Linked DNA regions of Homo sapiens: region 2 is linked to region 1. Evidence: chromatin loops called from intact Hi-C (ENCODE). Cell type or tissue: mammary epithelial cell. All regions are shown on one strand. Links, peaks and the distances in the headings refer to the core of each region. The heading gives the core; the rest is flanking DNA.

The links. A loop is a pair of places that touch in the nucleus more often than their neighbours do. Peaks named below come from ENCODE experiments on the same cell type or tissue, not always from the same donor. Only the 100,000 strongest peaks of a DNase experiment are listed, where the experiment ranks them.
Region 2: a loop joins it to region 1, with 5 times the contacts of the local background. A loop is called at or near these places in 4 of 110 quality-filtered maps.

The regions. Positions count from the first base shown.
Region 1 is chr10:23,988,756-24,000,672 of GRCh38, reverse strand. It overlaps a transcript of KIAA1217 not described here. Among named protein-coding and RNA genes, the nearest start is that of KIAA1217, 210 kb to the left of the region's middle. In mammary epithelial cell, for the core only: a CTCF peak has its summit at 6,012 (motif pointing left); no DNase peak of the experiment used is centred there.
Region 2 is chr10:24,282,447-24,294,363 of GRCh38, reverse strand. The region is part of intron 2 of KIAA1217; the gene reads right to left. Among named protein-coding and RNA genes, the nearest start is that of MIR603, 13 kb to the right of the region's middle. RefSeq lists an enhancer at 793-1,992. In mammary epithelial cell, for the core only: a CTCF peak has its summit at 6,586; no DNase peak of the experiment used is centred there; H3K27ac peaks cover 627 bases.

The DNA of each region.
Region 1 (11,917 bases), core at 2,100-10,099:
CATGACTGTTCAGATCACCACTTGTGCCCCAGGATACTGCATGGCACAGAAATGACATCAGACCTACAAGATACACATTGTGTTACTCAATGCCCGATGTTAATTGCATTAGTCTGTTCTCATACTGCTATAAGGACATACGAGAGACTGGGTAATTTATAAAGGAAAGAGGTTTAATTGACTCACGTTTCCGCAGGGCTGGAGAAGCCTCAGGAAACTTACAATTATGGCAGAAGGCGAAGCAAACCTGTCCTTCTTCACATGGTGGCAGCAAGGAGAAGTGCCGAGCAAAATGGGGAAAAACCCCTTATAAAAACATCAGATCTTGTGATAAATCACTCACTATTACTAGAACAGCATGAGGGTAACTGCCCCCCATGATTCAATTACCTCCCACTGCTTCCTCCTACGACACGTGGGGATTATGAGAACTATAATTCAAGATGAGATTTGGGTGGGGACACAACCAAACCATATCGCTAGTTATATAAAGGTATACTTTTACTGAGTTGGATTTTAAAAGTATACAATGCTAGAAATTATGATAATATATGAACCATGCTTCCAACACTTTTATGAGGTTTACTGTAATCATTTGCTTGTTTGTTAGATAGGGTCTTACTCTATCACCCAGGCTGGACTGCAGTGGTGCAATCACAGCTCACTGTAAGCTCAAACTCCTGGGCTCAAGTGATCCTCCCACTCAGCCTCCTGAGTAGCTGGGACTACAGACTTGTGCCAACATCCCCAGTTATTATTATTTTTTTTAATTTTTAGTAGAGACAGGGCCTTGCTATGTTGTCTAGTCTGGTCTCAAATTCCTGGGCTCAAGCGATCCTCTCGCCTTGGCCTCCCAAAATGCTGGAATCACTTGGGAGGGATCACTATAGTAATCTTAATAAATCAATAGAGGGCACATGATATTTTTATTAGTCAGAGTGTTCTAATACATTTCCCCTTCTATACTGAATATTGCGGGAGAGTCCACCATTCAAAACTCCTTCGCATTATTGGGAAATTCTCTGCCATGTCAGCGAATCTACCCCCTCATCCCTTAATCTAAGTGGAAAGGGTAAGACCCTTCTCAGACGTTTCCCTCCGCCTTCCCCATCTCTGCACCATCCCTGGCCACCAGTGTCCAGGTAGGTGATGTGGGCTCTACTCTAAACCCTGAGGGAAGGACTCAAGATGACGCGAAGGGTAGAAGTAGCAGTGGCAGCAGTGTGAGAGTGGCTTGTGGCAAGAGATGGCAGTGGTGGTTCCCTGGCCACATTGCTCCTGCTCCTTAATTGTCAGTGCCTACTTGGTGCTGCCAGGGTCCAACACTGCCTCCAGCTACTCAAGAGTCAGTGAGTTCTCTGTCTCCTATCCCAGGTCCTGATTCTTGCAATGAGGCACCCTCCCTGGGGCAAACACACAGGTTTCACCCTGTTCTTTTGAATCTTCCTAATTCAAATCAACCAACAGACTAAACAAAGCAACCAACAGCAACACCAAATATACATACAACCATGCAAACCGCTTTATTTGTATTCTGATTTTAAAAGGCAATGCAGTTGTTTTCTTATAAATTGTGTAACAGTGCCCAGAAGAAAAGCAGAAAAAAACTGTATATGGCTATTTTTAGTGATAGTTATTTTCAGAAATATTAATATAAAGCGATCCCAATGATAGAGATCTAGTCTGCATATTTGAATATATATCCAAATATACCATCTGTTGTGCTGTAACTTTTACAATGCCTTCTTTCTGTCTTGAAATATTTCTAAATAAAAACCATAGCCAAACATTAAATCTGGAGTGTACACTCAGCTTTGAATTGCTTTTAAATCAGTAACCATGCTCAATACGAACCATGCTTGTGTTTTTGCTCACAGAATCAAAGTATTTTCAATGCAATGCAAAGGCCCTCTGCTTATGAGAATTCTCTGTTGAGCCAGAGAATCAGTAAGACCTTTTGTAAGTGCCCAGTTTCCCCAACTAATTCTCCCCTGTTGTTCAGAATGAAATTCAGAATATAGTGTCATGGAAATTGAACTGGCCTTTTTAACTGTATCAAACATGGTAGAAAGATTGGTGAGCATGAGAAAACACCAAAAGATTTATCGAAGTACACAGTGTCCTCTGGCTGTTGGCCCCTGTGCCTTGTCTGCAGATTGGGGAATCACCCCAGGTCGGGCAATGCTTGCTCTCCATTGGCCTCCCATGTATTTGAATTAGCATTGAGAGCAAGAGAGAGGCAGGAACGAGAAACAGGGTCCTGGAAATTTGTTCTCTTGGGGCAAGTGCATGGCCACTGATGCCTGAAGATTTGGATGCAGACCAGACAACCTCTTGGGGTCCTTTTCTGCATTGAGGTTTGATTTTTATTGAGTTAAAATCTTAACAATAAAGATATTTTAGGATGGGGCCAGACTGCAAAGTACATAAAAGTCAGGAAGGAGAACACAAAGAAATAAAGGCACCAGGTAAAGGATATTTGTTTGAAGACTTTGCTAAGGTTAAGTCTTTTTTTTTCTTTTTCTTCTTTTTAAAAATATAAGTGAATTTACTAATGTTTGAAAGCAAAGGAGAAAGAGCCAAACGGAGGGTAAAATTGAAAATAGTTGAGAGGACATTCCTGGGGAGTTGGTATAAATGGGATTCAGAGAACAGGCAGTTAGATTAGTTTTGGGGGGAAAAAAAAAAAGAAAGCCCCCTTCTCCATACCTCCTGGCTTCAGGGAGCCATGAACAAAACCAGTCAATGTTCCCTGGAGAAATCACTCCAGGTATAGGCATGGCTGTGCCCTTCTTCCAACCTCCACCATTCCCTACACCTCCCATATAACTGAACTGGCACTGAGAGGGAGACACAAGTAAGAAAGGGAAACAGGGCCCCAGAGATAGGTTCTCTGAAAGAATATACAGGGCCCTGATGCCTGAAGCCTTTAATTCCCTCCATGGATAGAAGGCCACCAAAATGCTGCCAGACAGTGAAAGGCCCAGGTCTGTTACATCTCTCTATCTAGAATTAGATGTAAAGTATATGTTTGAATTCCAAGGAATAAAATGACTTCTCATGGTAGAGAAGGTTTCACATAGAAAATATTATCCTGAAACCTTCCAGCCTGAGCGTCTTCCTATAGCTACCTACCACAAATTATTTTTGTAATAAAAATAAGCTCCCAGAACAAACTAATTACATGGGAGAACAACTTACATTTCACTGCAGTTTCCACAATATATATTTTTCCCATCAAATGTGAGTTAGCCAAAGTAATTAGGAAAAATGATTAGCGAAGCTCTTTATTGAACATGGACCCAAGCAATTAAAAAATTAAAGCATTTCTTTTCATAGTGGCCTTAAACTCTATTTTCTTTTAAGAAGTCCTCAATTTTCCCTTCAATGATACTTTTTGGGGGGACATGTGATAATGTGGGAAAATGTAACCCTTCTCCTGAAAATAATACTAAGTTCTTTTATCCTTCTTTCACAGTAGAACTTCCTGCAAGTTGGTAGGAATCATGAAATGTGGCTGCTTCTTCCTTAAGAAACACTAAAAGCACAAACAGTTGAAATCCCAGTACAAAGCATTCATAGAAGAGACTTGGGAATCACCTTCGAAACAGGTTAGACCATGAAGCTGTGCTGTTTTTCAATTCTCAAGTCATCCTGGGCTTCTAAGAAGTAACAGTGAGTTTTGAAGGCATTTGTATCTCCTCTTTATGCCTTTACATTTTAAAATACTGGGATGCTCAGGAGTAAATAAGAATAAAAACCATGTGACTGAAATCCCATTTTCCCCTGTGAGCTAGTTAAGTATTGTTGGAGTTTCCGCAATACAAGGGTAAACTAGCATCTCTCTTCATTCTTTTGAACTGTGGGAATTCAGGCTTATAGAAAAATCTACTAAAAACAATAAAGATCAAAGTTAAAGTTCATTTTTAAAAAAGCCTTTTAAAATATATTAAAATTTTATAATTTTGTACATAAATTTAGACATGAATGGATTAGTATTAGTTCCAATTATTTCATGGTTGTTTTATGACTTAGGATCTTCATGGAAAATGCAGTTTTCAAGTACTTTGGTATGACAATTAGCAGTTTCAAGTGAAACAGTGGATTTTTTTTCTCAACATTCTTTCAGCGAACATTTACTGTAGGGCTACGGTGTACCAGGCACTGTGACAGGTGTTGGATACACAGTAAAAAAGAAAATAACAGTTTCTGCCGTTGTGTTTGCTGTCTAGGGAAGAAAAACTCACCACAAGGAATTACCGGCCCAGTGCTCCCCTTTCCACATGGAGAAATTGTCTCCTTCCTATATCATAAATCCATTTTGCGGTTATGGTCCCCAAATGCAATACCTTCCCTGTCAATCCGAGGCAAGAAGGCGCATAAGCACAACTACAATAACTTGATTTTCATGGTTCCTGCTTCCTGAAGAGCATAAAGGCAAGATGCTTTCTGAATATCTTTGAAATGACTGCATTTGGTTTGTTTAAGGGCAAAAATGGCTGAATAATGATCTTGGTGCTTCTAGGCATATGCAGAGGCTAGAAGTGGGCAAAAAAGGGAGGCAGGGGAGTTGCTTCTCTATGAAACCAGACACATACCTCTTTGCTATGGGCTAGCACCAACATTTCAACCCCAGTTTGAATTTGCAAAGCATATTTCCATCATCTGTGACATTCATCACGGTACCCCAGTGAGATGGACTGTTTCATGGCTTCCATTTTACTCAAGAGAAATAAGAAACAAGAGGCGAAGTGACTTTCCCAAAGTCAAGAATAGACTGGGGACCAGGATTCAGAGTTTGCAAATCACTGTCCTGTGCTGAGCATGTTCAGCCATACGCTTAACCTTGCCAAAAAAATAAGGGCTCCATTTTTACTGTTTAACTAATTAGAATCAAGACACATCAGGCAGGCAGGCAGCACCTGGTTCATAACACAGTGACATTATTTTATTGCTGTTTCAATCTAAAAACTTAATGTGCTTCCAAACTTCTCAATGCTTTTATGAGACAGTCCCTGGATTGCCGCTTCAACCTGTATCTATTCCCGGGTATCTTACATTTGCAAAATTGCACTGAGAAAATATTACTTAGGAAATAATGAAAACTCAAGTAGGAAGGAAAAATGCTCTCTTAATAATGAGGAAGCCATTTGCCCTAATTTCGTTATATATAGACACAACACACACACTCACACACACACACACACACACACACACACACAGGCCATAATTGGCTGTAATGGAATTGATAAAGTAGGAAATTTGCTTTGAGGGGTTTTTACCCCAAATCCTGCAATTATGAACATGTCAGGTTTCCTAAGCAGTGGTTTTTCCAGAAAGGATTCTATTGTGTTTCTTTTTCCCATTTACCAATTTGATTAGCTTTTTGCCTAAAAGCTAAGAGCAGCATTCTAATTACTCCAGAGCACAGGGGACTTGGTCTTCTGTTATTTTGTAGGATCTTCCAGGAGACCATGATCTCCCCGAGGAACAGAGCCACCCCTGTACTCCTAGTTCCCAGGGCAATGCTTGGCACACGGCAAGTGCTAAACAAAAATGAATCTGAGTGTGAATCTGTTCTCTGCTATTACCAATGCTGCTCTTGGGCTCTTTTAAATTTTAATAACATGGATTGGAGGCAACACTTTAAAAGACACGGAAAAGCAAGTTTTTTTAATTTTTATTTTACAGCTCAGGGTAAGGGTATTACATAATTGTAAATAATGCATTCATATTTCAGATCTTGAAACCAGTGAAAAACAGCCATTTCAGACAAGAAAATAAATGATGACATGCTCCCAGCAAAATTGAATCCTGTATTGGTTATGAAGAGAAAATCCAACCTACGCTTAACAATGCTTCCATATTCACTAAAAGTTTCTACAGTTTTAAAGTTTGAAATGTTGCCCAAGGGTTTTAATGAAGCTCCGGTTCAAGGACAGAAAAGTTGTATGGTTCGGATTTGACTTTGGTCAAGATGAAATGGTTTGTGCACACAGCTTCCTACTGCCCCCTGGTGGGATGATGCTGAACTATGCTCAGAAACCTTCCATCAACCTTAGGGTCAATCCCAGACATGATCTTGGCTTCCACAGCGACACCTTCAAAAAAGGCTGCTGAGTTTAAAGTTAAAACTCTCCTTGACTTTCTGTCCCATTTCTCCAAAGCTTGACCTGGGTAGTAGAAAGAAAGGGCAACTGCTTAAAAGGGCGATGTTAGGACTCCATCCGGAGAACCCAACGATCACGATAGTCCCATGGATAAGGTGGTGTTGGGCTGTGGGACTGTCCTGAGACCTAAAATCAGCACAAAGGAGATTTCCACTACATCAGATGTCCCTGGTCCTCAGCTACCTAATCCCCATCCCTCAAACTCCCACATATCCACACCCCAACCCAAGTGTAATATGCCAACTAAAAGACCATTGAGGTCATGTTCAGCTTCAATAGTCATCAACTTATGGTGTAGAAACCAAGAAAGGCTTGTCAATGGGAGGGTTTTTCTAAGCCAGGTCAGGAACACAGCACAGTCATGACCAGGTTAGACCAAAGACGACTCTAAATCATTCACATTCTCCTCTTTCCCTCTAGGGATCCCCAGATCTGCTCACAAGCTAGAGTAGTCGCTAAGCCTTGGTACTTGCTATCCCATCCACTGCATCAGGAGAAATGCGAAGGCCTGTAACCTCAGGACAGTTTCTCTGTTCTCTTGAATGTTTAGGAGCCTGAGCTGAGACTTAGGCACACCGGGAAGACTCATCCCAATTCACATCTCTTACAAAAGGTGGACTACAGACTGGGTGCGGTTGCTCATGCCTGTAATCCCAGCACTTTGGGAGGCTGAGGTGGGTGGATAACTTGAGGTCTGGAGTTCAAGACCAGCCTGGCCAAAATGGTGAAACCCCGTTTTCTGCTAAAAATCCAAATGTATTTTTGATGAAAACACAAAAATTAGCTGGGTGTGGTAGCATGCACTTGTAATTTCAGCTACTTGGGAGGCTAAGGTAGGAGAATCACTTGAACCCAGGAGGCGAAGGTTGCAGTGAGCTGAGATCATGCCACTGCACTCCAGTCTAGGCAACAGAATGAGACTCTGTCTCAAAAAAAAAAAAAAAAAAAAGCTGGGCTATGGAGAGCCAAACTCTTGGACTCTGGGAAATCTGAAAGAGTTGGATAATCTCCTGGATATCTTCCATGGAGCTTCTGAAGGTATTGACTATTCCTGATTAGGATGAGGGGACTAAGCAATAGCCTAGAACAAGAGAGGAGAGAAGACCATGAAAGTCCTCAAGACTTGCTGTTTAGTCAACTTACACCAGTGGGGATAAAAAGGAAGCTATCAGGCTGGGCGCAGTGGCTCACGCCTGTAGTCCTAGCACTTTGGGAGGGCGAGGCAGGTGGATCACTTGAGGTCAGGAGTTCAAGACCATCCTGGCCAACATGGTGAAACCCCATCTCTACTAAAAATACAAAAATTAGCCGGGTGTGGTGGCTGGTGCCTGTAATCCCAGCTACTTGGGAGGCTGAGGCAGGAGAATTGCTTGAATCCGGGAGGCAGAAGTTGCAGTGAGCCGAGATCTCACCACTGCATTCAAGCCTGGGCAACAGAGTAAGACTCCATCTCAAAAAAAAAAAAAAAAAAAAGGAAGCTATCAGAGTACCTTTGTTCATGGGGACAAGTGACTGCAAGTGGCTCTTAAATGACATATAAGCAAAGAAAAAGAAAGTAAAACTGGCGGTGGTATCACTTATTCCATTGTCCCGCAGTGTTGGTTCAGTTTATCTGGCTGGTTAAGGGTGGCCTTTCTTCCTCCTGCCACCCTCACACTCCATTTGTGTCCCTCCTAGAGTTGCAAGCTCAGTGAAGGAGGATAAATAGTGTGACTCTGTCACAACACAGAAACTCTCCTCGTGCATTTGTAGGGGCCAACAGGCATGCCACTTTGACAGTGTTAGGGGCCCTGTGTCAAATCAGGGCCTGACCTTGAAGCTTCCTTCTAGACCTTTGGCTGGGATGCGTTCCTTCTTATCCCATCACGAGGGCTTCCAAAAAAAAAAAAAAAAAAGAAATGATGGCCCTGTTCTGGCCTTTCTTGTTTGCCAAATAAACATATCTCATGCAGAACACTTCTTATCCTGGGGGGTCTTCAACCTCAAATCAGGACATGAGCATATTCTAAATGATTCCTTTCTGCTGCTTTGCCTTTGTCAGCCTCCATCCCTCTCCTGTTACTCTTGGGTCTCATTCTTGACTTTGAAAAGATGGCAATGGGGTAGGCAAGGATTGCATCTCCTTCTGGATCCATCACGTGAAACACTGATATCTTTGCTAGAAGTTCAAGCCTCACCATTTCTATTTCTATTTCTTGGCTGCTCTGTGAGCTGTATTAACTTTTTAGATTCTTCACTTAGTGAGTTTTTCCTTTTTGAATGGACTTCTGAATACATATTTGCCAAAGTAATTTCCACAATGAATTATCAATAAAAAGAAAACTTATAAATCTACATGGGTAGCAAAATCCAAAGCACTCTAGTTGTCTCAGTTTTGTGGTTTGGGGAGTATTCTTTTATGGTGTTACAGAGTCAGAAAAGTAATTTTACCAGAAGAGAGCCCATAAAATGATGCGTTTTGGGGGGCAACCAGGTAATCATGTCATAATATTAATGGATTGCAAGACAATTTATGTTCTCTACTCTCCACCATGAAAAGTTGACTTACTCATAGGCTTGTAATGAGCAGCCTTGCTATATTTAATGGGATAATGTACTCAGCCTAGTAGTCAAGTTCTCCTAAAACACACCCAACCAGCTACTTCCTATCATGAATCCCCCTGCCCCCAACAGATTATTTTCCTATCTGACACTGGGATATGGGGTGTTTATTACCAACTTAAAGTATGTGTGCATGTTATCGCCTTCCCTAGAATGCCATTCCCTGTCTGCTTCATGTAATTATATCGTACGTCATGGTTGTGATATACTGATATATCATATACGTGAAATGCGGATAGATACGTTCTAGATATATGAATATCTAGATATAGAATCTATGTAGATATCTGAACATATGAACATATATCTAGAACCTACCCCATTTTACAGTCCAGTTCAAATCCAGGGCGGTGTATAGAGATTACTCCCTTTTCTGAACCACAGCACTGAATATATTACACTTGCAGATACAGGATCTATGATCTCACTTCTTCATGCATCCATTTATTTCTTAATTAGAGAATAAGCTCCTTCAGGACCTTGGCTTGTACTTTCGTGTTCCCACTAACCACTTAACTCAGGGCTATGCATATCTGAGTGCTTAGCCAGTACATGATGGGCTACGTGAAAAAAGAACTGAGAAGTCAATGGAAACAGGATGGCAAGAAAATGGTGTCTCAGCACAAAACTGAACAATCGAGTGTACAATGCTAAAAGCTGTTCAAGTGGCTGCATGGGAGCAGGGCCTGAGCTGCATTTTGCTGTAGACCCACAGACTGGGTTTGCAAAGCATGGCTTTTAGCAGAGATTAGGAAAATACCCGACTAGTTTGATGACCCAATCAACATGGATGCAGAATTTGACAATCCTGGCTCTAAATGTCATTTAAGCAGAAAGGCACCATTTCACACTTGGCTTTGCATGTGTAGACAAAGTCACTTGTAACTCTTTATTTTCAAAGGGTAGGTTCCAAGTTCTATTGTCACTTTATCTCACTTGCCTGCAATTCCCTCGCTCATAAAATGAAGGATTTGGGATATTAGGTTGTTCTCCAACGTTCTTTCTACCTCTAAAATTCTATACTCTTATAACCCACTTTCTTAATCTATAGCCCTTTCCTCCCTCTCTGGCTGCCAACCCCTAAGACAGTAAGTCAAGTTATTTTTTAACTAGGACCCTTTGTAGAGATGTCATAGTGCAGCAATTTAAAAATATTAAAGCACAGTTCCTTACATTTTTATTTGCTCATGACTCTTTGCTCTTCCTATAGTAATTTAATGTTTTTGCAAAGCTAGTGGTACTTTAAACAGATATGCCTACTTTGAAAAAAATCAGAAAAAAACAAAGTGCATGCTTTCCTAAAATATATTTTAGAAAATCTTTTTCTCTCCCAGCACCCAAAGATATGACTAATCATTAGAAGAGTGGAGGAGCACCCACAGAAACTGAATTAGGAGAAGGGTGTGGATTCTTTTGATTGAGCATGAATAAAAATCCACCTCATTAAAAAAAGATTATTAACATCAATAATTTAATGGTGAAGGATACTATTTTGCTGAAAAGAGACAAAAATGATTTTTGAGGCCTTCATGAAAAGAAGTAGAAAAGGGAAAGATTTAAGCAGAACTGACAAATAGAAAGATGAAACTTGAAAGTCCAATCCCTTAACGTGTGTGCAGCTTTTTCTAGCCCTTGCTTGGTTGGGATATATGTTGCATGATTTACCTTTGAGGTTAGAAGAGAATACATTTAATCAAATAGTTCTCCTCCTCTCTCTGCCTTGCTTATAATCAATGAATTAATCCCAATGAAGATACTTTTGCAACACACCCAACTCCTTAGCATTCATAAGCTTCATCAAATATGATACCATAAAAAAGGGGACACAGGATCAACTCTCTCCCAAAGCTTGTAGCCATGTCCTTTAAGTGGGACATGTGAGAATAGTACTGTTCTTTGGTGTGTACTTTGTGCTAGATCTGACCAAGGCACTTGCCATTCATTTCTTGGTTTAATCCTTGCTAAAGTCTTAGCAGGTAAGAATGGTCACCTCTTTTTTTCTGACTAGAAAAGAGGCTCAAAAAGATGAAGCAATGTGCAGTCACTAGTGTGTGCAGTAGAATTAGCCTCCCATAAACCTAAACTCTTATCTTCTCAGGTCTGTAGAACTAAGGGGATGTAAACTACTCTGTTAAGTAACTTACAGTTATTTGAAGGTAGTTCTGACATCAAATGTCTTTCTATGATACCACATAGTCTTCCTAAATAAAAATCCCTAATTAAAAGTAATGGGGGTACAGGAACTGATACCCCAAAATATGGCACCTTGGAATATCGAGTATTTTAATCCGAAGGACTTAAGAAAACCACAGAAGCAAAAAGTCTCTCTGATCCTCCATCTTAAAGACTCTCATGTGACAGGTGACCTGCTCTATATTCAGAGGGAAGGAATGTTACAGAGAGGCCAAGGAGAATCTGAACACACAGGCCTTGCTAAGTTCCCCAAGTTTATCAACATTAGATCATACCCCTTTGTCCCTCATACTTCTCCATGACTATCCACTTCTTTATCAAAGCTAACATAAAAAAATACATAGTTTTACACATGTTGGGGTCTCCATTTCTTTATGAAGTATCCTGCGTCACATAAAACTTACATTAAATACATTTGTGTGCTTTTTTCTTTTATTCATCTGTCTTCTGTTATAGAAGCCTCCTCCATGTACCTAGGATGAGTGAGGAAAAGACATTTCTCCTCCTCCTCAATGGTAAATGTTGCTTATTTCTGCAAAGCTGAGGTACAATATGTTTTGTTGTTGCAATCTGAAGTTTCTGTTCCAACTGTTGGAAGTTATGCTTCATATAACTTAGATTATGCTGAGTTTTCCAGAAGAGTCAATGAAATAGAAAAATGTTCAGAAATTAAAATAAAAATTAATGAAAATTGTGCTTTTAATTAATCACATCAGCAAATCGGTGTTTTATATCAAGGTATTACGTAATGAGATTCTAAATCATGTTGCCAAGAATTTCTGTGTAAAACATTTCCATATGGTAAGAGTCTGTAAAATTTTATAGCACATTCACAAATCATTGTGACAAGGAACACTGGTGTTAATTTCTTAAAAGTCAATGTCATTTTCCCAATATCATTTTCTGATTTTATTTTATGGTGCCTTGAAACTTGAAAAACAAACTACATGTTT
Region 2 (11,917 bases), core at 2,465-10,464, 290 kb before region 1:
TAGGCAATCACATCGATAATTTAAACTGTGAGAAGCTAGTAGGGGAAAAGAGTGAAATGTACATGAAATGGGACAGAACTGCCTGAACCAAGCAGGCAAATGTAGAGCCCCAAGGTGGCCAGTCCACTCCACGTGGAAAGGAACTATTTCTTTTTTTTTTTTTTTTTTTTTTTTTTGAGACGGAGTCTCGCTCTGTCACCCAGGCTGGAGTGCAGTGGCGCTATCTCGGCTCACTGCAAGCTCCGCCTCCCAGGTTCATGCCATTCGCCTCAGCCTCCCCAGTAGCTGGGACTACAGGCGCCTGCCACCACGCCCGGCTATTTTTTCTATTTTTATTAGAGACGGTGTTTCCCCGTCTTAGCCAGGATGGTCTCCATCTCCTGACCTCGTGATCCGCCCGCCTTGGCCTCCCAAAGTGCTGGGATTCCAGGCGTGAGCCACCGCACCCGGCCAGGAACTATTTCAAAGACGTCGGTCGGAGACCTTCATGCCAGGACACCAGCAAGCTGGCAAAACAGATCTTGCAAAGGGTTTCTGCACTCTATCTGTGAGCTTCATTAATAGGCACTCAGGACTGAGAACCTTCATGTCAGCTGTGACAAGTGAATAGTCAGTAGAGAGAAGCTATTAATTTAAGACACCGTTGATAATGCAGTCTACCTTAAGAACAGGCAACAAGGGGCTTCAGATGCTGAAGCACAGACACAAGACATCCTGGAACTCCAAGTCCAAAGGGGAATGCTCAGGGCAGATATCAACAATGAAACCTTTTAAGCTGAGTCACTCTCAGCCTGACGGCTGCCAAGCCCAACAGCCATCCCTGGTTACAAGCTAGAGGAAAAGTCCCTGAGCATATCTGTTGTTTCCTGTGTGTAAAGATGCTAAATGCCAGGTGCTTTCCTCTAGAGTGGAAGGGCCGGGGCGGGGCAGTGCCTGCAGAGGCAGCAAGGTCAAGAGAGTTCATTTGGTTATTGCCATTAAAAAAGACTTCCCAGCCAGGCGCGGTGGCTCACGCCTGTAATCCCAGCACTTTGGGAGGCCGACGCTGGCAGATCACTTGAGGTCAGGAGTTCAAGACCAGGCTGGCCAATGTGGTGAAATCCTGTCTCTACTAAAAACAAAAACAAACAAAACAAACAACAACAACAACAAAATTAGCCGGGCATGGTGGCACATGCCTATAATCCCAGCTACTCGGGAGGCTGAGGCAAAATAACTGCTTGAACCCAGGAGGCAGAGGTTGCAGCCAGCCAAGATTACGCCACTGTACTCCTGGCTGGGCGACAGAGGGAGAGTCTGTCTCAGAAACAAAACAAAACAAAAACAAAAAACAACTTCCCGAGCATGCATTTTGGGTGCATCTTGAAGTGCAGCTTGTAGCATGTAGAAATTGGCCTTCTGGTTCACAGAGTGCTGCAAGTGAAGTACTAGATGTCTGCGTATTTCCAGATATACTCAGATCATATTTCAGGCCACCTTTCTTCTTTTTTTTTTCTAATCCAGGATGCGCTCAGGATTCCCTCTCCACTCACCATGAAGAACTTCAAGTAGCGGCCACACTTTGCAGTGCCTCTCACTCAGGCTGCGATATCCTAAGCGTTTACCTTCATTCCGTGGAAACTCTTGAAACAGCCCATGTCAATCATGACTCAGCAGTTTTTCCTTACCATGAAAACAGCAGAGCAATGGGTTTCTCCATTTTTAGAGTTAATGCATTAGCTATAAATGTAATTCCATAGTAGATATGAAGTGCAACAAAAAAAAGTCTGGGACAAATTCTGCCACTTTTCAGAGGGTAACAGGAGATGGTTGACTCAAGATGGAATGTAAGAACCCTCATGGCCTCCCTACCCTTCTCTTTAACCTCTTCATGGTTGTGCAGAATAAACCTCTAATACTTCTGATGAGTGAGGCAAATGGCCTTCCTGTAAAGGCAGAACCCCAAGAATTTTCAAGAAAGTTTGTGTGGCCAGCCTGAGGTTCCAGGGAAGAGGAATGGGTATTTGGAATAGAGAAATACAGTGGTTAATTCTGAGCTCCAAGTTATTGGTCCAAATTGGTCTACTTCAATTCCTTGGTCAGTCTTTTGGAGTTTTCCATCAGTTAAACAATGTCCACGGTAAACTGCCATGACCACTTAACCTCAACTGCAAACTACATCCACTTAATCCTCTGGGGTCCCTTTTTATTCATAATAAATCCAGAAAAATCTTGTATTGTGTTTTATTTCCTCAATCATATCTCCTTTAATTCTCCAACAAGCCTTTCCTGATTAGAAAAGCCAGAAAACTCATCCAAATATCTCTGTTGAAGAGCTGGACAAAGTTTTCAAGTATTATTGAATTTTTAATCCACTAAACAAAAATCCTCCAATGTTGTTCCATTTTATTTCAGGGTCTAGTTTCTCTATGCAACTGCAAGGGTAGGGGCCACCTATTTATTTTTATTTACAGACCCATGTGTATATGGGAGAATTTAACATATACAAAAGGAACCCAAATTTTTTAGTCTTAGACTTTCAGGATTCCCTGTATTTAAATAATAGCTATTGATCTAAAAAATCTGCAAGAGAAATGTAATCCTTAGATTTTTTTTTTCTCCACATCGGAGTAGTAAAGCAAAATGAAATGGGTGAATGCTGTTTGTCAACTCTATGGTGGTATAAAAAAATGGTGTAGTGTGACCAAAAGCATACTTCTGATGAAAGCCCACTACCGGACAGGACACAACCTATAAGTTACTGTCCCCACAGACTGCCTTACAAGTGTCCTCACGCTCCAAAGAGGACTGGGAGAGGTAGAAGTGAAATGATTGAGTGAAGTTTTCTTTTTCTGAGATGGAGTGTCACTCTTGTTGCCCAAGCTGGAGTGCAATGGTGCGATCTTGACTCACTAGAACCTCCGCCTCCCAGGTTCAAGTGATTCTCTTGCTTCAGCCACCCTAATAGCTGGGATTTCAGGCACCTGCCACCATGCCTGGCTACTTTTTTGTATTTTTAGTGGAGACAGGGTTTTACCATGTTGGCCAGGCTGGTCTGGAATTCCTGACCTCAGGTGATCCGCCCGCCTCAGCCTCTCAAAGTGCTGGGACTACAGGCGTGAGCCACCATGCCCAGCCGATTGAGTGAAATTTTCTAAGATAATTGTTGGTCATATCCCACAGGGGACTGGGCTCTAGGATAGCCCATGCTTATATGGGAAGAAAAGTTATCGTGGGTCTTTGTTGTCCACAAGACAACCTCAGGGATCTCTTCCTATCCCAACAACCTCTGTCTATGTCAACAACCACTGTGGTCAACAAGAAGGAGGAAGCATTCCAAAACTTATTCACACAGAACAACTCAAATATAGATGATGGAGGAAAAACAAACTTTGAAAAGAGGGCACAATTTGCCATTCCCACTGGATGTATTTTAAACAACCCCCTGCCCCACACAATAAAAGGTCTTAAGAGAGACTTCATGGCCAGGCACGGTGGATCATGCCTGTAATCCCAGCACTTTGGGAGGCCGAGGCAGGTGGAGCACCTGAGGTCAGGAGTTTGAGACCAGCCTAGCCAACATGGTGAAACCCTGTCTCACTAAAATTACAAAAATTAGCCAGGCATGGTGGTGGGCACCTGTAACCCCAGCTACTTGGGAGGCTGAGGCAGGAGAATCGCTTGAATCTGGGGGTGGAGGTCGCAGTGAGCCGAGATCACACCACTACACTCCAGCCTGGGTGACAGAGCAAGACTCCGTCTGAAAAAAAAAAAAAAGAGAGACATCTGTTTATATTATGCTTTGTTGAAACTCTCTTCCTGTTGCATTATTGTGATAAGGTGAAAGTTAGCAAAAAAGAAAGAACTTTTTTTTTTTTACACTCATACAACCTCACCTGAGAGATGAATGACAGGTAATGTTTGCAGATACAATTTTCAGTAAACTTTCATTATCTCAATAGACTTCTACTTTAGGGCACTTGTGGCCTTTTCCAAAACCCTAAAATCCACTGAGAGAAATTGTGATTAAAATCATGTTTTCAGAGTTACTCTTAATATTTTTAATGCAAGTAAGAAGCTTTCTTCTGGGGAGCACATTTCCCATGAATCCTCACTCTTATGCAGATAATGAGCCCACTGTTCATTGAAGATTTGGGAGTTCTACTTCCACTCTCTCTTCCCTCCAATTTTTGCCATCACCCTGAGGGTTTCAGGGCCCTTAGGACAAGGCTTGGCACCTCCAGATTCTTTGACCTCCTGGTTCTTTGGTCTCCAGGTTTTTCGGCCTCCTTATCTCCTAGGACTCTTGCCTAGCCTCTGCACACGAACTGCCATACCTTGGAGCTTAGTATCACTCGGAACTGTTGCTCTACATCTGAAATCTTCAACTCTATTCTCTTCGCTTTTGATAACAACCTGTTGGCTCCCACAATCCCCAAATCTTTGACCATCTGTATCTTCTTTCAGCCTACTATTAAAAAGACTGGGTGCCATGATCTAGCACTTGCCCATACTTTTCTCAAAGCCTTCAGCTCCTCTGACCACTTACCTTCCCTCCTACCACCCCCACACAGCCCAATCTCAATCCCAGGGGGTCCCAGCATCCTTTCCTGTTCCCACACTGTGTTGCTGGTCATTACTGAGACTACCTACTAGAGGTCCCTACCCTTGCCAGGGCCCTAGTGACAATCCTTCTCAACATTCCCCTCTCCTTCCCACACGGAAACTCTCTCAAGCTTGTCCCTTCTCTTCCAGTCTCCTTCCTCATCAACCTCTTCTCTCATTTTCAGTGGAAGATCTTTGTTGGAAAATTCGATGGCAAGCAGTAAACCTTCTACAACTTCCTCCTCCTCCTCCTCCTCCATGAGGACAATTCAGCCCCAACTGCGATCTTCCATCATTGGCAGTGGAAAAAATATTTCCATCCCTCCTCCTCCACCTTCTCCTCCTCTTTCCCCTATTAAAAGCAAATCCACCCACCAACTGTTTCCATGCCTTCAGGGTCTCTCCTCTCAGGCCTCTGTAGGGCCCACACATCTTATAGCCTTCACTGGTTAACTCCTTCCTTTCACAGTCCACCTTCCAGAAGGAGCATCTATATTCCCACTTCCCCTTCCTTACCTCTCAATCAGTCACCACCCCAGTGCCCGTGCCCTCCACTGAACCAGCTCTTCCCAAATTTGCAGGGACTCCCAGTTGCTGAATGCAACAGCAATGGCAATCTCTTCATCTTAATGGCTTTGTATTATTATTTTATTTATAATATTAAATTGAAATATGTTTATAAACTTGGCATAGGATGAGGCAGGTTAAGAGCCAGTAGAGAAAAAAGCGTAAAAAGTAAAGAAAAACATGTATGGGCATGCCCAGGCACACAGTAGGAGATTAATATATGGCAGCTGTATAAATTGCAGGGCATCTAGAAGCAGCTTTTCATAAGATGGAACTCAAACCCTTCTCATTGGACTTGCCTAAAGTGCAAATTTGATATGTCACTTCCCTATTTACCTTTTAGTTGCTTCCCAGTGCCTACAGGATTAAGTCCAAACATCTTAACCAGGTACTTCATTGATTCAGCCCCAGCTGTCTCATGTCCAAGCATGTCCCCTACACACGCTGTGCTCATTAAACTCTGCACAGGACATACCATGATCTCTTTGCTTCCAAGGGTCTCTTCTGTGTCTGGCAAACTCCAACTCACTCTTCAAGCCTCAGCCTTCCCTGACCCAAACTGCCTCTTATCCTTTTGTTCCCTCTAGTGTTCCCATGGTCTGTTTCTCTGGTCTCCTTGTATGCTCTGTCCCTTGAGTGAGCATTCACATCCTATATAGCAATTCTGTGCCATCTCTCCCACTAAGGCTTGAGGACAGGTTAATGGAACTGCTCACACCTGCAGTTCTATTGGCCGGCGTGTGGACGCTCTGTAAAATGTGCTTGCTGAAGGCATGGTGAACAAGAATAGGATTCAGATAAAATGCTCTCTGGTGCAGCTAGCTTTGTATGGACTGCGCTAAATAGTAGAAGAGAAAGCTAAATGGAGATCTAGCCCTGGAAGCTTAAATTCACCAAAATCATATAACTCAGTTTACTAGTCTATAAAATAGGAAAATGGTGAGATACTTTGACATTTTCAAATGAAAATAATACACAGGAAGAAAAGCAATCATAATATACATAATCCAACTTCCATCACAACAACTTTCAAATAAACAAGTCATCTTGGCAAATGAGTAACTAGAAAAAAAAATTAGGGAGTAGGCTTCTGAGTAGGGTGTCTACTATGTCATTTTAAAAAATCCTGTAGTACTTTCCCGATGAAAATAATTTCAAAGGCTGGCTAAGTTTCAACCTGCAGGATTATATTCTGCCAGCTCAGTTCTTCTGCAGGCTTTTAGGATTGACCTGAGATGCCCTTCCAAACTCACATGTCTCCCTGGTGGCTACTAAAGGCCAGAGTGAACAATTTAAAAAGAAAAACAAAATACCCTCATGTTATTAAGTGAGATATGTCTCAACATTTGAATTCTAAACAGTTTGATGAATCGAGTTATGGTTTTATTTCATCAGTTCTCAACTAGTACAATGTAAGGCAGTTCATGGGTCCCAGAAAGCGGTAATGAATTTGATAGACAGCAGAGGTCAGATGTCTCATTCAGTTAAATTATGAGCAAAGCAAATATTCTTTATAAACGTTAAGCCACTTCTACTAACAGGCTAAAAAAAATCTTATTAACTAATTTCTTTGATTTCAACAAAATTCATTTCCATACTCACAGCAGGAAGTGATAGAGTTGAGACTGTAAGTATGAAAGAACATAGTATTTTTTATAATGAGCTTTGGGGAAAAATATAAAAGACAAACAAGCTACTCTCAGAGAAAAATGCCTTTAATTGCATCTCCAGTAGTTGGTGATTATTTCCTGTAATTAAAAACTTGATTTGTCGGCCTAAGTTTTTTCAAAGATGAACGTGGCTGTTTTTGGCTCACACAGGCTCTCACTGACCTAGGCATCCTGATTCAAAACAAGTGAGATGGCCAAGCACGGTGGCTCACGCCCGTAACCCCAGCACTTTGGGAGGCCGAGGCGGGTGGATCACTTGAGGTCAGGAGTTCAAGACCAGCCTGACCAACATGGTGAAACCCTGTCTCTACTAGAAATACAAAAAATTAGCTCGGCGTGTGGCGCATGCCTGTAATCCCAGTTACTTGGGAGGCTGAGGCAAGAGAATTGCTTCAACCCAGGAGGTGGAGGTTGCAGTGAGCCGAGATCACACCAACTGCACTCCAGCCTGGGCGACAGAGCAAGACTCCATCTCAAAAACAAAACAAAACAAAACAAAAAACAAGTGAGAACAGCTTCTGAGAGGTAAAGGCAAGATGCTTTGAAGTCCAAATCCATAAGCAAGAACTGAGGAATTTTGTATTATTTGGTTAAATCAAACATAATTAGACTCCCCCATGACTGAAAGTGAAATAAATGCGCTGACCAGGTACCCTTTCCAATTAGCACCAGGTAGGAAAGGAAAGAGGGTGTGGGTATTTTTGTTTGTCATATGTTTGACTATCTGAAGGGGACAGAATGCTTTGGTGAGAAACTACGGAACAGAATCTTAGCACCAAGAGTTTGGAGTAAAACAAAGTTACCCAGAATTAGGATTTTTACCATTCCTTCAGAAAATGCATAAATGTCTCTGGAAGACTTCTGAAGTCTTTTAAAGCCAGAATCAGCAAAGGATGAAGAGAATATAAAGGGGATAATGTCCTTGAAATTTTCTGCCTCGTTTCCCATCAAATTAAATCTATAATAATACCTCCCATTGAATTTTCCTTCCTGAATTGAAATTTCTCAAAGTCAAGTCCCGGTCTTGCACATTTAAGGAGTGATTGTGTGTATGTGTGTGTGTATGTGTATGTGTGTGTGTGTGTGTATATATATATATGCGTGTGTGTGTGTGTATGTATATAATTTGTTAAAACTAAGCATTATTAAGTGTATTAATGAGGAAGGGTAAACTTTATTCTGAACTAACTTTTAAAATCTATGAAGTTAAGAAGTTGATGATCACATTTAAGGTCTCTCAAAATACTTAGAAAATTTGGGTGTGAAAAATAAGTAAAGTTATACAAAGAACTCTTAAAATTCAATTTTTAAAAAACCAATTAAAAAAATGGGCAAAAGATCTGAACAACCACCTCACCAAAGAACACAAACAGATGCATATAAACATATGAAAAGATACACAATTCTACACTTAGAAAAACCTAGACTTTGCCAAAAGGCTCCTAGACCTGATAAACAACTTCACTAAGGCTTCAGGATATGAAATCAACATACAAAAATCAGTAGCATTTCTATATAGCAACAACATTCAAGCTGAGAGCCAAATGAAGAATGCTATTTCATTAACAATAGCCACACACACACACGATAATAAAATACCCAGAAATATTAATATATCTAACCAAAGAGGTGAAAGATCTCTGTAAGGGAACTATAAAACACTGCTGAAAGAAATCATGGACAACACAAGCAAATGGAAAAACATTCCATGCTCATGGATTGGAAGAATCAATATTATTAAAATGTCCATACTGCCCAAAGCAATCTAAAGATTCAACACTATTCCTATCAAATTGTGAATGTCATTTTTCATAGAATTAGAAGAAAAAGTATTCTAAAATTCTGGAACCACAAAAGAGCATGAATAGCTAAAGTAACCTTAAACAAAAAGAACAAACATATTACCTGACTTCAAACTATACTACAAGGCTACAGTAACCAAAATAGCATGGTGCTGGTACAAAAATAGACACATAGACCAACAGAATAAGAAATAAACCCACAAATAAAGCCACACAGCAACAACCAACTGATCTTCAACAAAGTCAATAAGACTAAGCCATGGGGAAAGGACTCCCTGCTGGGGAAACTGGCTAGCCATAAGCGGAGGAATGAAACTGGATCTCTACTTATCACCATATACAAAAATTACCCCAAGATGGATTAAAGACTTAAATGTAAGACCTCACACTATAAAAATCCTAGAAGAAAACCGAGGGAATACCCCTCAGACATTGGCCTAGGCAAAGAGTTTATGATTAAGTCTTCAAAAGCAATTGCAACAAAGGCAAAAATTGACAAGTAGAACCTAATTAAACTGAAGAGCTTCTGCACAGCAAAAGATACTATCAACAGGCTGAACAACCTACAGAATGAGAGAAAATATTTGCAAACTATGCCTCTAACAAGAACTAATATCCAGTATCTATAAGAAACTTAAACAATTCAACAAGAATAAAACCACCCCATTAAAAAGTAAGCAAAAGACGTCAACAGACACTTCTCAAAAGAATACATACGTAAGGCCAACAAGCATATGAAAAAAAGCTAATCATCATTGATCATTAAATGCAAATCAAAACCACAATGAGAAACCATCTCACACCAGTCAGAATGGTTATTACTAAAAAGCCAAAAAGTAACAAGTTGGCGAAGCTGTGGAAAAAAGGGAACACTCATATACTGTTGGTCGGATTGGAAATTAGTTCAGTCCCTGTGGAAAGCAGTTTGGAGATTTCATAAAGAACTAAAAACAGAATTACCATTTGACCTAGCAATCTCCTTATTGGGTATATACCCAAAAGAAAATAAATCATTCTACCAAAAAGACACCTGCACTTGTATGTTTATTGCAACACTATTGACAAAGACACAGAACTCAGCAAAGACATGGAATCAACCTAGGGGCCCATCAGTGGTGGAATGGATAGAGAAAATGTGGTACATTTACACCATGGAATACTACGCAGTCATTTTTAAAAAACCAAAATCGTGTCCTTTGCAGCAACATGGATGCAGCTGGAGGCCATTATCCTAAGTGAATTAGCACAGAAATAAAATCAGATATCATATGTTCTTACTTGTAAGTAGGAGCTAATAAACACACGGACATAAATATGGGAACAACAGACACTGGGGACTCCAAAAGGGGGAAGAGTGGGAGGGAGAGGAACAAAGACTGAAAAACTTCCTATTGAGTGCTGTGTTCACTATCTGGGTGACAGGTTTTATAGAAGCCCAAACCTCAGCATCATACAGTATACCCTTGTAACAAATCTGCACATGTACCCCCTGAATCTAAAATTAAAATTTCTTTTAAAAAAGAAAAGATGCTCAGCTGGGTACGGTAGCTCACACCTATAATCCCAGCACTTTAGGAGGCCAAAGTGGGTGGATCTCGAAGTCAGGAGATGGAGACCAGCCTGGCCAACATGCTGAAACCCTGTCTCTATTGAAAATACAAAAATTAGCCAGGTGTGGTCACCTGTGCCTATAGTTCCTGCTACTCGGGAGGCTGAGGCAGGAGAATTGCTTGAACCCAGGAGGTGGAGGCTGCAGTGAGCTGAGATCGCACCAATGCACTCCAGCCTGGGTGACAGAGTGAGACTCCGTCTCAAAAACATAAAAAAAAAATAAAGGAAAAGAAAAGAAGAGATGCTCAATATCATTTGTTATTAAGGAATTGCAAATTAAAACAACAATGTGATACTACTACACACTACTATAATGACTAAAATCCAGAAAATGATAATATCAAATGCTGACCAGGATGCAGAGCAACAGGAACTCTCATTCATTGATAATGGAAATGCAAAAATGGTACAGCAAATTTAGAGGACAGTTCATCAGTTTCTTTTCTTTTTTTAATTATTTTTTTGAGATGGAGTGTCGCTTTGTTCCTCAGGCTGAAGTGCGGTGGCACAACATTGGCTCACTGCAACCTCCACCTCCTGTGTTCAAGTGATTCTCATGCTCGGCCTCCTGAGTAGCTGGGACTACAGGCATACACCACCACTTCTGGCTAATTTTTGAATTTTTAGTAGACATGGGATTTTGCCATGTTGACCAGGCTGTTCCTGAACTCCTGACCTCAAGTGATCTGCTCACCTTGGCCTCCCAAAGTGCTGGGATTACAGGCGTAAGCCACCATCCCAGCCAGTTTGTCAGTTTCTTATGAAGCAATGAAAAGTTCTTAAGCAACAAAAAGACATGGACGAATCTTAAATGCATATTGCCAAGTGGAAGAAGCCACTCTGAAAAGGCTACATATTGTACAATTCTAATTATATGACATTCTGGGAAAGGCAAAAGAAAGAAGGAAATATAGATATGTGTCTATGCATGGTTTAGTATCCACACATATATTTCTTTGCTCTATCAGTCAAAGGCCCTAAAAGTAGCAACACCTCAGGCTGGTTGCGGTGGCTCATGCCTGTAATCCCAGCACTTTGGGAGGACGAGGTGGGTGGATCACCTGAGGTTGGGAGTTCAAGACCAGCCAGACCAACATGGAGAAACCCCGTCTCTACTAAAAATACAAAATTATCCAGGCATCATGGAACACGTCTGTAATCCCAGTTACTCGGGAGGCTAAGGCAGGAGAATTGCTTGAACCTGGAAGGCGGAGGTTGCAGTGAGCCGAGATTGCGCCATTGCACTCCAGCCTGGGCAACAAGAATGAAACTCCGTCTGAAAAAAAAAAAAAAAAAAAAAAAAAAAGAAGCAACACCTCAGTAGCAAAGAACACATCTTGGTTTAGAACTCCTTAGAGAGATGGTTGATTTTAGGATTGTGGCAGGAAATGTAGAAGATGAGCCTGGAGTATCTTTCAGTGCCATAAAGAAGAGCCACAAAACAACAACAAAAAACAAAGAACCCACAAACCACAAAGAAGAGGGGAAGAGGGTATATCAAAGGAACACAGGGGTCAACTGAAAGGGCTCCCAGTGGCCAAAGCTGGATGAATGTCAGCAACAATCAAGTAATACTGGATTCAAACCCAAAGTGAAAATAAATATCCATGAGTCTATACTGTTATAAACGAATGATTGAATAAATAAACACAGGGGGATAAATAAACACAAATTTCTTATGCA